2 separate regions of the Homo sapiens genome follow, and region 1 is linked to region 2. Evidence: chromatin loops called from intact Hi-C (ENCODE). Cell type or tissue: mammary epithelial cell. All regions are shown on one strand. Each heading gives the region's core, and the rest is flanking DNA. Links, peaks and the distances in the headings are about the cores only.

Region 1 (8,300 bases), core at 1,573-6,572, 230 kb after region 2:
GCTGGGAACTTATTAGAAATGTAAACTCTGGGCCAGACGCGGTGGCTCACGCCTGGAATTCCAGCACTTTGGGAGGCCGCGGTGGGCAATCACAAGGTCAGGAGATCGAGACCATCCTGGCTAATGTGGTGAAACCCCATCTCTACTAAAAATACAAAAAATTATCCAGGCGGGTGGCACACGCCTGTAGTCCCAGCTACTCGGGAGGCTGAGGCAGGAGAATCACTTGAACCCAGGAGGCAGAGGTTGCAGTGAGCCGAGATTGTGTCATTGCACTCCAGCCTGGCGACGGAGTGGGACTCTGTCTCAAAAATAAAATAAAATAAAATAAAGAAAAAAAGAAATGCAAACTCTTGGCCAGGCACAGCGATTCCTGCCTAGAATCCCAGCACTTTGGGAGGCTAAGGTAGGAGGACCACTTGAACTCAGGAGTTTGAAACCAGCCTGGGCAAAATAGTGAGACCTCATCTATACTATAAATTTAAAAATTAGCCAGGTGTGGTGGTGCATGCCTGTAGTCCCAGCTACTCAGAAGGCTGAGGCGGGAGGATCACTTGATCCCAGGAGGTTGAGGCTGCAGTGAGTTATGATTGCAGCACTGCACTTCCAGCCTGGGCAACAGAGCGAGACCCTATCTCAAAAAGAAAAAAAAAAAAAGAAGAGGCCGATTAGGAGACTGAGACAGGTGGATCACTTGAGGCCAGGAGTTCGAGACCAGCCTGGCCAACATGGTGAAACCACATCTCTACTAAAAATACAAAAATGAGCTGGGCATGATGCCCAGTGCCTGTAGTCCCAGCTATCTGGGAGGCCGAGGCAGGAGAATCCCTTGAACCCAGGAGGTGGAGGTTGCAGTGAGCTGAGCCTGGGAGACAGAGTGAGACTGTCTAAAAAAAAAAGAAGAAGAAGAAGGAGAAGAAAAGAGAAGAGAGGAGAGGAGAGAAGAATAGAAGAAAAAAAAGGAAAGAAAAAAGAAAAGAAAAGAAATGAAGAAATGCAAACCCTTGGGCCCCACTCAGACCTACTGAATCAGAAACTCTGGGGGTGGGGCCAGCCCTCTGAGTTTAACAAGCCTCTTGGGGATTCTGATGCATGCTCAGGTTTGAGAGCCACTGTTCTGGTGACTGAGATGGGTTCTGGTCCCCTGACGGGGCCACGTGTCACCACGTGGTGCAGAAGGCTCAGAGAGCTGGGTGCTGCGGGCCCTGCCCCTGCTAAGCAAGCTGCCTGCCACAGAGCTCTGGGCAGTGATGGATCACTCTGAGGCGGAGGGAGAGTGGGCACTGGGCTGGGCTGAGGGTTGCCACTGAACCAGCTGCCACATGCCAGCCTCGCTTTGCATGATTTATGAGTTTCTTCCCCAATACCAGCCACATATGGTTGACTTCATTCTAGAAGAGCTTCTGCCTCAGAAGATCTATTAATCAAGGAATCAGTGCTGCATCCTCCAGCCTGCAGGACAGGCATACATTTTACCGTGAGTTACATGGCAAAGCCCTTTCTATGAGTACTCCATTCAATGACATTTATAACTGGTCCTGTCAGTCACTGACCAAACACTGAGACACACATTTTATCTTCTTTGATCTTTACAACTCTATCAGGTAGGTATTTTCAATACCACCCCATTTACAAACTAGATATCAAAGCCCAGAGAAGTTAACATATCTGCCCAAGATTACCCAGCTGGCAGGATGGAGGGCCAGGATTTAAAATCATGAAGTCTGATCCAGGGTCCATGCTCCTTGCTGCTCCTTATTGCCTTTCACCCATCAGTCTGTATATTCATAGAACACTGACATGTTTGTACTGTTATCCCCATGTTGCACTTGAGGACACTGAGGCCCTGTGCAAAGCTCTAACAGGCTGAGAGCTTTTGTCCCCACATCCCGTATCCTTACATGGCTGATTCTTAGAATGGAGGTAGGATGAGCCAACGTTGGTTCCACAATCATCATTTTGCAGATGTAGAAACAGGATGAGAGGCTAAAGCACCTAAAGTCACAGGGGGCCCAGTGCGGTGGCTCACACCTGTAATCCCAGCACTTTGGGAGGCCGAGGCAGGTGGATCACCTGAGGTCAGGAGTTCAAGACCAGCCTGGCATGGATGGCGAAACTCCGTCTCTACTAAAAAAACAATAATTAGCCAGGTGTGGTGGCGCATGCCTATAATCCCAGCTCCTCAGGAGGCTGAGGCAGGAAAAATGCTTGAACCTGGGAGGCGGAGACTGCAGTAAGCCGAAATCACGCCACTGCACTCCAGCCTGGGTGACAGAATGAGACTCCATCTCAAAATAAATAAATAAATAATAAAGTCACAGGGCAGGAAATTGGGAGCACAGGACATGGTAGATCCAAGAATACAATGTCCCGTGATGTAGCTCTGGAGGCGATTGCGAATGGTCTGCCTTGGGGCCAGGCATCTTCTCTGGGGCTCGGGAGGGTGAGACCCCTGACTGAGCTGGCCTGAGGGCCCAGGGCTATGTCCAGCATGGCCTGTTTTCTCCCTGCCTCCTGGCCAGGGGTATTTGTTCCCAATGTCCTCCCGGCCTCAGGGTTCTCTGCTCTGCCTTATTTGTCCTCAGACATTCGTTTTGAGCTTGTTCAGACCCGTGTGTACTCTGCCTTGTGGCTTTGTCCACTTGAGGTGGAGGCTCCAGGGTGCTTTGTGGAGCCCCACAGCTTCCACCAGGTGCCTGGATCTCTGCATGCTCATTAAGCAGTGAGGCTTATTTAAAATTATTATAACCAAATGTGTCCATCTCAGTTATTTCTTGGCTGGTTTTCTGTGTTGGACTGCAGGGATAGAGAGGAGAGTTCAGCCTCACAATAAGAGAACAATTGCTGTAGCTCTGGCCCAGCTATTTCTGAGCTGGGAGACTTTTAGCCAGCTGCTTAGGCATCCTGAGCCTCACTGTTCTCAACTGAAAAATGGGTATGATGTGGGAGCAGATCAAATGGGAAAATGTCTGTCATCAGGTCTTGTAAAGTGGAAACAGCAGTCTGGGAATCCTCAGGATACGTTTATGCGACCCTGGGCAGGCCAGAGCTGCTAGACTCTAAAGCTTTGAATTTTCCAGCTGGTCAGGACTGTCTCCAGCCACCAGGGCAAGACTTTGCAGCTCAGACATGGTGGCCTGAAATGGTGGGAAGTTGACCAGAGAGAGGAGGCTGGGGAGTCCCAGCACCTACTTCGTTCCTGAGTGGAAGACTGCTGGTCTGGCTTTGAAACCTTGCTTCATGACACTTGCTTTACCTTGTGAAGAAAGCAAAGTGAGTTCAGCAGGGGACTTGATGTTTCAACAAGGCTTTGAAAACCATCAGAATATTGGACCGGGAGGGAAGGTTATGAGGCAGGAAGAGTGGTTCTGTTTGGGGTCTTCAGAGCACAGCTGTCCCACCGTTGTCTGCATCCCTGTCTGACATGACTTAGGTTCCCTGGAGCAGGGAAGATGCAGGCTGCGGAGACAGTCCTCGGCCAGTGCCCTCTGCTTGTGGGGGCCGTAGAGCACGCATGGCCTTGCTGCCATCACCAGGCCTGAGGGAGGATGGCAGTCACGCTGCCGAGAAGGACCCACAGATATTATCAACAACACAGAGAAAGCTGCTGTCGGAAGGCCCCTTCCCAGCCCAGGATTCGGTCTGCCCAGCAGAGGAGAAAGAGAAGAGGCTGGGAGTCTAACCTAGAGTTGAAGCCTTTCCCTTCCTAGCTGGGCAACCTGCAGCTAGTTACTTGAACTTTCTGAAACTCGGTCCCCTCACCAGCAAAGCAGGGATAATAATAACTACTTCTTAGGGGTGCTGTGAGATTTAAATAACATTTGTCAATGAGCTGAAGTAAATAAAAGAAAAAGAGGCATGGTGCCCAAAAAACTGCCCCAGTTCCTTGAGGAAGAAGTATTTGTCCTGCTCACGGCTGGATTGCCAGAGCTTGGTACAGAAGTGGTCAGTAAGTGTGTGCTAATGAATGAATGAATGAATGGAATGAGGCTCTGTTGAGGCAAGATGAGCCTCTCCTAGAAGGCACTGACTCTAACCCCAGTCCTAACCCTGGTTCCTGGGCTCTAAAAGGGGGCACGCATTCAAGGCAGATGCATGCCGATCTTGTTAACCTTGCAGATAGAGGAATCCTGTCAGGGATGGATTGGACAAATGGATGCAATCCAAGGGCAAGAATGCCAGGAGCTTCCTTGAGATTCTCCACCCCTATCCCTAGCCACTGGGTGACTGGCCCCCACTAGAGGTTCCCTGAGTGCCTGTACTTCCCCGCTTTTACCTTGAATCAGGGTTGCATTGGAATGGCCTGTGCTCTTCTGTACTCCAATTGGATTGCAGACTACATGAAGACAAAGACTTGTCTATTGCACCTAGTATAGTACCCCGTGCATGGTGGGTGCTTGCAGTAAGTGTTTCTTGAATGAATGAACAAGTGGCGATGAGTACAATAAAACTACTGTTCTCCATCAGTTCTGAGAGTCTTGGGGGATTGTTCTTTGTCAGTTTGTTCTCGGCTTCCTCTTTTAATTTGGCTGTTGACTTGCATTTTCATGAAATTAGGTGAGGTTTGACCCACTGAAAATTCTTTTTCATCAGGCATAGGAGACACAGCATTTGCAAGTGGATGCCAAATCAGTGCTTGATTAAACAGACAATGAATGTGAGAACAAAGATTATACAGCAGAGATGATGCGGTACATACAGATGGGGATGCATCTACCTTGTTAGAAAACTGCCTTCCATACTAATGGATTTGTTGAAAGGCTAAGGCAGTGGAAACTGCAGCTTTGAAATTATCTAAGGTTTTCATTTAAACTGGCAGCAAAGAGAAACTGATGCAGGCTTCTCTGTGGTCCAACAGTCGTCTTCTTCAAGCTTTTGCCCAGGGCCATGTCTCAGCTCAGGATATAGGAGTCTGTATTTGCATACAAATTGCAAATATCTACAAATTCTTTGCTCAAGCAATTTTTAAGCAAAATGTTATTGCTTCCCTGAAGGTCATAATTCCTTGCTTTTTCTCTTCAATATTCTTCTTGCTTAGGAGCCACTCACATTGACCCAGATTTCCCACCCCAGGAGTGGGCAGGAGGGTGGAAGGAGCCAAAGGAAGGGGAGCAGGTGGCTGAGTGATGGAACCCGCTTTTCAGGATGCCCAGAACCTGACCTAAGTGTTTTAAGTATTATTTCATTTAATTACCCAGCCAGCTCTTCAGGGTAGACACTATTATGATATCCATTTATAATGAGGAAATCAAGGTTCAGAGATGTTGTGTGAGTCTCTCAAAGTCACACAGCTAGGAATGGCAGAGCCTGGAATCCAACGATGTCTGATTCCCAGAATTGAGTCTTAATCTATGCTGTTTCTGTAAACCACTTACTCTTTATGTCCCCTTAAATATATTAGGCAATTCTATTAAAATTATTAACAATAGTATGCCAAGTCTACTGACTTGTCCCTAAACTGTTTCCAAATGTGAATGTGCTAGGAGCTTTCTGGAGTTAAAGTGGGGGTAGGATCAGCTACATAATTTGGAGGCTTTAGTGAAAAATGAAAATATGGGTCATCTAATTCATAAATAATTAATAATTTCAAACGATGACAGTGGAGTATTGAACCAAGTGTGGGGCCCTTTTAAGCTCAGAGCTCTGGGTGGAATGTATGTCTATTTTGTCTTGGTACCTGGCATTGGGTCTGGCACATGGTAGACAGTAAAAGCTACTGGCTAATTGATACAAAGGAACGAGATCATGTCCTTTGCAGGGACATGGATCGAGCTGGAGGTCATTATTCTCAGCAAACTAATGCAGGAACAGAAAACCAAATACCACAAGTTCTCACTTACAAGTGGAACTGAATGATGAGAACACATGGACACATTGGTGGGGAACAACACACTCTGCAGCCTGTTGGAGGGCTCAGGGACAGGAGGGAGAGCATCAGGAAGAATAGTCAATGGATGCTGGGCTTAATACCTAGGTGATGGGATGATCTGTGCAGCAAACCAGCATGGCACACGTTCACCTATGTAACAACCCTGCACATCCTGCACATGTACCCCTGAGCTTAAAAGAAAAAAAAGAAAACACTGCTGGCTATTTGAATGAAATAATGCAATAAATACTTATCATTACTACATACCAAGCAGGGTTTAGGCACAGGCGACACAGCAGTAGACAACATACGTAAGGTCCCTGACCCCATAGCACATATAGTCTAGAGGGACAGAGAAACAAGTAAACCAAAAAATGCACAAGTTTATTCCAAGATAGTAATAGGTGTTATGTACAAATAAAACGGGACAACGGAAAGTCACTAGGAAGATGGTGTGGAGGGGTAAGGGCTAACTTCAGATGGGGCATCAGTTGGCATTTGATGCAAGACTTGGGTGATAGGAGTCAGAAAGATTGGGGAAGAGCTTTCTGGGCAGAGAAAGTAGTGATGTAAGATTTCACAGAGGAATGAATGAATGACATGAATGAATGAGCAGCATGGGTAGAGTGGATGCATGCCCATGGGGGTTTCCCATGTAGTAAGCTCCAGTCCCTTGGCTATCCCCCACCTCAATCCATGATGGCCCCCTCCCTACCTATCCAGTTGCCCTCTCATTCACTGTGCCAGTCTTCTCTGAATCCTTCGAAGGCACCAAGTTATTCTCTGCTTAGCACCTTCCCACAGCAGATCCTCTGCGTGCTTCCCCGACTCTGCCTGAGGGGCTCCTTCTCATCTTTCAGGTCTCAGCTTAAATGTCAGCCCTTACAGGGCCCTCTGCTCATCCATGTTCAAGCAGCTCAAAATATTATTCTCTCTCATAAAACCCTGATGATTTCCTTCATAACTACAACTAAATTAGCTTCTAGTTTTTGCTGTAAAACTCTCTGAGGGTATCATGGATCAAGGGTCATGTGTACTTAATTTGTTTATGAACCTTAGTTAATAAAAATGAAAGCTGACCTCCCTCCCTGCCTCATACTCCTTTATAATGGAACCAGTATGAATAGGCATACACAAGTGAGAGTAATTCCCTGATACCAAAAATCAACTAACTAGCTAATTGATTAATGAATCACAAACATATGTTGAGAACCTATGATTTAGAAGGCACTGGGGATTCCAATGTGAAATATGTAGTTCACTCTTCAAAGAGCAGAGATGATTGAGGGAAGTAGACAATCACACCAACAGTCCCACACAGTGCAATATAAGCCATGTCAGAACATGCTGGGGTGGAGGGATTAGGTTATCATGGAAGGCTTCCTGGAGGTGGTGACGCCTGAATGGAGCCTTAACCTATGATTAAGGGTTAAAGTGTATGAGCCTTGAGGAATGAGATGTACCCCTAAAAGGAAGAAGGTATAAGAGGCATGGAGAGATTGTGGGGTGTACTTGTGGAATCGCAAGAAGTGTGGTCCGTACAGGGAACAGGGAGGCGGATTTTTGGGGGCTGAGTTTTGACAGGTAGGCAGGTGCTGATCATGAAGGGCCTTGGGCGGTAAGCTAAGAAATTTGGATTTTATTTTAAGAATGTGCAATGGACTGAATGTTTGTGCTCCACCCCCGCAAACTCATATGTTGAAACCTAACCCCCAAAGTGATGGTATTAGAAAGTGGGGGCTCTTGGGAGGTGATTAAGTCGTGAGGGTGGCAGCCCTCATGAATGGGATTAATACCCTTATAAAAGACACCCTAGAGAACTCTCCTCCATGTGAGGGTACAACAAGAAGGTGGCCATCTGCAACCTGCAACCTGGAAGACTCCCCTCACCAGCACCTAACCATCCTGGCACCTGATCTTGGACTTACAGCCTGCGGATCTGGAGCAATACATTTCTGTTGTTTATAAGCCACCCAGTCTATGGTACTTCGTTGTAACAGCATGAACAAACTAAGAGTGATAGAGAGCTTCAAGAATTCCAAGCAGGGGCTGTGCAAGGCAAAAAAAAAAAAAAAGAAAAAGAAAAAAGAAAAAGAATTCCATACAGGAAGGCCAGGCATGGCAGCTCACACTTATAATCCTAGCGCTTTGGGAAGTGGAGATGGGGCAGGGTGGGGGGGAACTGCTTGAGGCCAGGAGCTTCAGACCAATTTGGGCAACATAGGGAGACCCTGTTTCTACCAAATAAAAAATTAAATATTAGCCAGGCATGGTGCTGCACAGCTTTAGTCCTAGCTACTTGGGAGGCTGAGGTGCGAGGATCGCTTGAGCCCAGGAGTTCAAGGCTACAGTGACATGATTGTGCCACTGCACTCCATCCTGGGCAACAGAACGGGATCCAATCTCTAAATAAAGAAAAAAAGAAGAAAAA
Region 2 (5,000 bases), core at 1-5,000:
AAATGGTACAGCCACCTTTGAAGATAGTTTGGCAGTTTCATACAAAACTAAACGTACTCTTATCACGCAATCCAGCAATCATGCTCCTTGGTATTTAACCAAAGGAGTTGAAACTTGTATCTACACAAAGACCTGTACATGGATTTATTTTACAACAGCTTTATTTACAATTGCCAAAACTTAGAAGCAACCAAGATGTCCTTCAGTATGTAAATGGATAAATCAACTGTAGTACAACCAGACAACAGAAACTTTTTCAGTGATAAAAAGAAACGAAATATCAAGCAGTGAAAAGACGTGGAGAAACCTTAAGTACACATTACCAAATGAAAAAAGCCAATCTGAAAAGGCTACATACTGTATGACTTCAACTCTATGATACTCTGGAAAAGACAAAATCATGGAGACAACAAAAAGATCACTAATTGCCAGGGTTTGGAGGCAGGGGTTGAATATATGGAGCAGAGAAGATTTTTAGGGCAGTAAAAATCCTCTGTATGATACTGTAATGATGGATACATGTCATTACATTTGTCCAAACCCATAGAATATACAATACCAAAAGTGAACTCTAAGGTTCATTTTTTGAACATTGGGACTCTGAGTGTTTATGATGTGTCAGTATATGTTTACCAATTTTAACAAATTTACCACTCTGGTGGAAGATGTTGACAATGAAGGAGGCTATGCAGGTGTGGGAATAAGGGGTACATGGAAAACCTCTGTACCTTTCTCTTAATTTTGCTGTGAACCTGAAACTTCTCTAAAACAAAGTCTTAAAAACAAAACATCATAAGTAAATCCTTCTACCAGTAATAATAATAATATTGGAAGTAAATTTAACAAATCATCAACATTTTGTCAAATCCGATTGGTATCTCTCTACTTCATTTAAATACCCCATATTAAGGAAGTATTGTTACATCTTTTAGGTATTATAATGGCATTATGGTTATGTTAAAAAAGAAAAAAATCCTTATCAATTAGAGGTGCATACTGAAGTGGGTGAAATGGAGTATGTCTGGAATTTCCTTTAAAACTTTCCAGAAAAAAAAGTAGAGGGATAGATGATTAATATGGACAATTGCTATAGATGCATACACTATACTATTCTACTTTTGTGTATGCTTGAACAATTTTTTCTTCTTCTTTTTTTTTTTTTTTGAGAGTCTCACTCTGTCACCCAGGCCGGAGTGCAGTGGCATGATCTCAGCTCACTGCAGCCTCCACCTCCCAGGTTCAACTGATTATCCTGCCTCGGCTCCATGGGTAGCTGGGACTACAGGCAAGCACCACCACACCCAGCTAATTTTTGTATTTTTTTAGAGACAGGATTTCACCATGTTGCCCAGGCTGGTCTCCAACTCCTGACTTCAAGTGATCTGCCCGCCTTGGCCTCCCAAAGTGCTGGGATTACAGGCGTGAGCCTGGCTGAATATTTCCATAATAAAGAGTTTTGGATTATGTTTAATGTTCATGATAGAAAAAGAAAAAAAACAAGACTGCAGGATGGGCTGGGATACTCATGGCTCACTAAGACCTACAGCACAGTCTCTCCTGAATTGAAGCAGCTTAAGTAAAAACAGAATATTGTGCGCCTGTAGTCCCAGCTACTGGGGAGGATGAGGCAGGAGAATCACTTGAACCCTGGAGGCGGAGGTTGCAGTGAGCAGAGATCGTGCCACAGCACTCCAGCCTGGGTAACAGAGCAAGACTCCATCTCAAAACAAACAACAACAAAAAAACCAAAAACAGAATATCTGCCAGGCCCAGTGGCTCATGCCAGCACTTAGGGAGGTCGAGGTGGGAGGATCCGTAATCCCAGTACTTTGAAAGGTCGAGGTGGGAGGATCACTTGAACTCAGGAGTTGGAGACCAGCCTGGGCAACATAGTGAGACTTTGTCTCTACTAAAAGAAAAAAAAAGAAACCAGAATATCTATACCTTTGTGCCCAACTCATAACCATTCTCAGCCTAAGGTCTCCCTCCATTACCCAGACAGAAATAATCTTTAATGTTCATTCTAGGCATTTATAGGATGATTTCATTTTGCCTAGTACTCAGTAATTCAAAATTCATGGCTATTTGTTAAATGCCTTGGGATCGTTTTAAATGATGTGTCCTTAGTAACTAACATGATGATGACAGCCCAATCCATGGGAGATTGGAATCACTGAGGCAAAAATCATCGCTGTGATGGGGCCTGCCTCTTGACTTTGCCCTCAAGGTTAGCATCAGAAGATGTAAGCTAAACACACCCCCTTACTCCACTCAACCCCTCATTCCTTTAGGCAAGGTATTAAGAGCCCTATGCAAAGGCAATCTTCAAGTATGCGTTGGCAGAAAAACAACCAGTACAAATTGAGGCATAATGTAAAACCGTTAGGCTGCTTTTCACCCAGCAGAGGGCGCTAAACAGCTGTGCCCAAGCCTCTGATTCAACAAAGCAAACGAGGGCTGGTGAAGCAAGGGAAAGTCAGTTCAGACGCAAAAGCAGCTCTACAATTGTCTCCCTTAATCTCCTAGTCAGTTCAGAAAGGCAGAGATTTATTGTTTAGTTCCACAGAGAGAGACTGACCTGCAAATAATCCAAGTGAAGAATATTTAGGATCATTTCAGACCATTTAAGCCAGCCCCATGGGCCTGGCAGTTGGATGAGAATGGGGTCAGCCTCAGGAGAGGGACCCTAGCCCCAGCCTCTCTGGGGCACCGGAGGTGGAGCACAGGGACTTCTCGGGAAGGCTAGGCCTTTCTTCTCAGTGCCAGTGCCAGGCAAAGACAAGCAGAGGCCAGGCCTTCTAAGCCTGGTTTCCTCACAAACAATTGCTTACCTTCAACTCATCTGAGAACCCCAAGAAAATACAACTACATACTCTGGTTTTGGTTTTTTGGGTTGGTTTCATTCTGCACTAAAATCACTAATTCATCAAAAAATGTACTATAATCACATTGTGGCAGCAGCTTTGTAGTTACAGAAAACCTTTATACTTAAAGAGTACCCTTTCCCAAAGGGTCCCGAGCTATAAGCAGAAACTAAGCAAGCCCTTACAACACACTATAACAAAGTAATTATTTAACATTCTTCTTATTTTATTGCTCAGAAAAGCTGAGGTAAGGATTTGCTTTGGGTTTCCTCAAAAGCCAGCCAAGCACAGGACTGAGAAAGCAGTCTGAAATTCTGGGTCGAATATTCCTGGAACTTATCATTGTTTGAAGAGCCAAAGAAGAATAATTTAAATGTCCATCAACAGAAGTCTGGTTAAAATTATTGTTTAATAAAATAAGCCAGACATAAAAGGACAAATATTGTATGATTCCACTTACATGAGGAATAGTCAAATCAGAGACAAAGTAGAATGGCAGTGGCCAGGGGCTGGGGGAAAAGAGGAATGGCGAGTCATAGTTTAATGGGTAGTTTCTGTTTTGCAAGATGAAAAATTCTAAAGATGGATGTGGTGATGTATTAATTACATGAATGTAATTAATACCACTGAACAGTAAGTACACTTAAAAATGGTTAAAATGGTAAATCTTATGTTGTATACATTTCACAATAAAAAATATAAGAAAGTTTACTACTTATATATGTACAATGCAGCCTAAATAAATAAAAGCATGAGGCAGCTCTGTCTATACTCACATGGAACAATTTCTAAAATATAACGTATTAGTGACTGTATTAATTGTTCAAAACATTCTTTTAACAAGTAACAATGGGATTAGATACAGAGCTTGGGGTTTCATCTTTGAGAGGCAGCAAAGATGGTGCTATAGAAGGGTACAGGAAGTGCAAGCTCTGGAATAAAAGGACTTGATTCAAATCTTGGTTTCGCCATTCATGTGTCCTGGTTACTCTACTCCTCTACCCTAATTTTTTTATTGTAAAATGGAGAAAATACCAACTATTTCCCAGGTTTGTTGTGTGTGGTGAGATAATGTTTGTAAAAGCACTTAGCCCAGTGTGATATATATTAGGTGCACACAGCTCTCAAATTGTCCTTGTGTCCGTAAAGTATCATCCATGAACTTGTCCTAATCTTTCAAACCTTGTTTTAGGTAGCATTAAGAATATGAATAGTATGATACAATTACACAAAAACATACACAAATTTATACATACAAAGACAGATGCAAAATGGTTAGCAGAGGTCATCTCTTGCAGATAGCAATTTTACTTAATACCCTTTCATATTGCTAAAGTGTTTTCTTTTCTTTTCTTTTTTTTTAACTGTGAAGCCTAAAGGAAAATCATTCAGCCTGGCTTTCTTCTCAGCCCATTTATTCCTCTTCAGTGAGTGTACTGTGTAAGACCAAACCTCCTTTTGTGTTAACCATACCTCTCCTAAGCTCCAAGAAACTGCAGCGCATTACAGAGGCACAGTCTGTGTGACACACAGCCCAGCTACGTCAGTGGATGGAAAATAAGTCTGTTTTGTTATTTTTCCAAAGTTGAAAATAATTGATATTTGTATAGGAATTCAATCACTTACATATCTCATTTTATTGTCACTTGTGAGGTAAGGATTATGTAGGCCCTTTTTCTAGACACGTATCAGAGAGGTAAAATGACTTGCTAATAATCCAAAGAGCTTGGCCTGGAGCCTAAAACTAAGTTGTATCCATTCTACCAACATGCAGAGGACAGAACAGCACCTAGCATTCCAAATGAGGAATGTTCTGGAGCTTTACACAAGGAAGAAAAGCACTTTCCAGGCTTTTTTTTTTTTTTTAATGATTTTATCTATTTTCAAGTATAGAGTTTTGTGGCATTAACTACATTCACATTTTCATATCGTTGTGCAACCATCACCACATTTTATCTCCAGAACTACCCCTTCCCACTGACAACTGCCATTCTCCCCCTAGACACCATTCACTTGGCACAGTGTCTTCAAGGTTCATCCATGTTGTAGTGTGTGTCAATTTCATTTCTTTTTAAGGCTGAATAATACTATTTCATTGTATGTATAGACTACATTTTGTTTATCTATTCATCCACT

The links. A loop is a pair of places that touch in the nucleus more often than their neighbours do. Peaks named below come from ENCODE experiments on the same cell type or tissue, not always from the same donor. Only the 100,000 strongest peaks of a DNase experiment are listed, where the experiment ranks them.
Region 1: it touches region 2 in a loop (23-fold over the local background); 11 of 110 quality-filtered maps call a loop at or near these places.

Annotation. Positions count from the first base shown.
Region 1 is chr14:69,359,716-69,368,015 of GRCh38, forward strand. It overlaps a transcript of GALNT16 not described here. Among named protein-coding and RNA genes, the nearest start is that of ERH, 34 kb to the right of the region's middle. RefSeq lists an enhancer at 1,232-1,311. In mammary epithelial cell, for the core only: no CTCF peak of the experiment used is centred there; no DNase peak of the experiment used is centred there.
Region 2 is chr14:69,127,045-69,132,044 of GRCh38, forward strand. The region is part of intron 1 of DCAF5 (DDB1 and CUL4 associated factor 5); the gene reads right to left. Among named protein-coding and RNA genes, the nearest start is that of DCAF5, 24 kb to the right of the region's middle. In mammary epithelial cell, for the core only: a CTCF peak has its summit at 2,408 (motif pointing right); a DNase peak (open chromatin) is centred at 2,417; H3K27ac peaks cover 719 bases.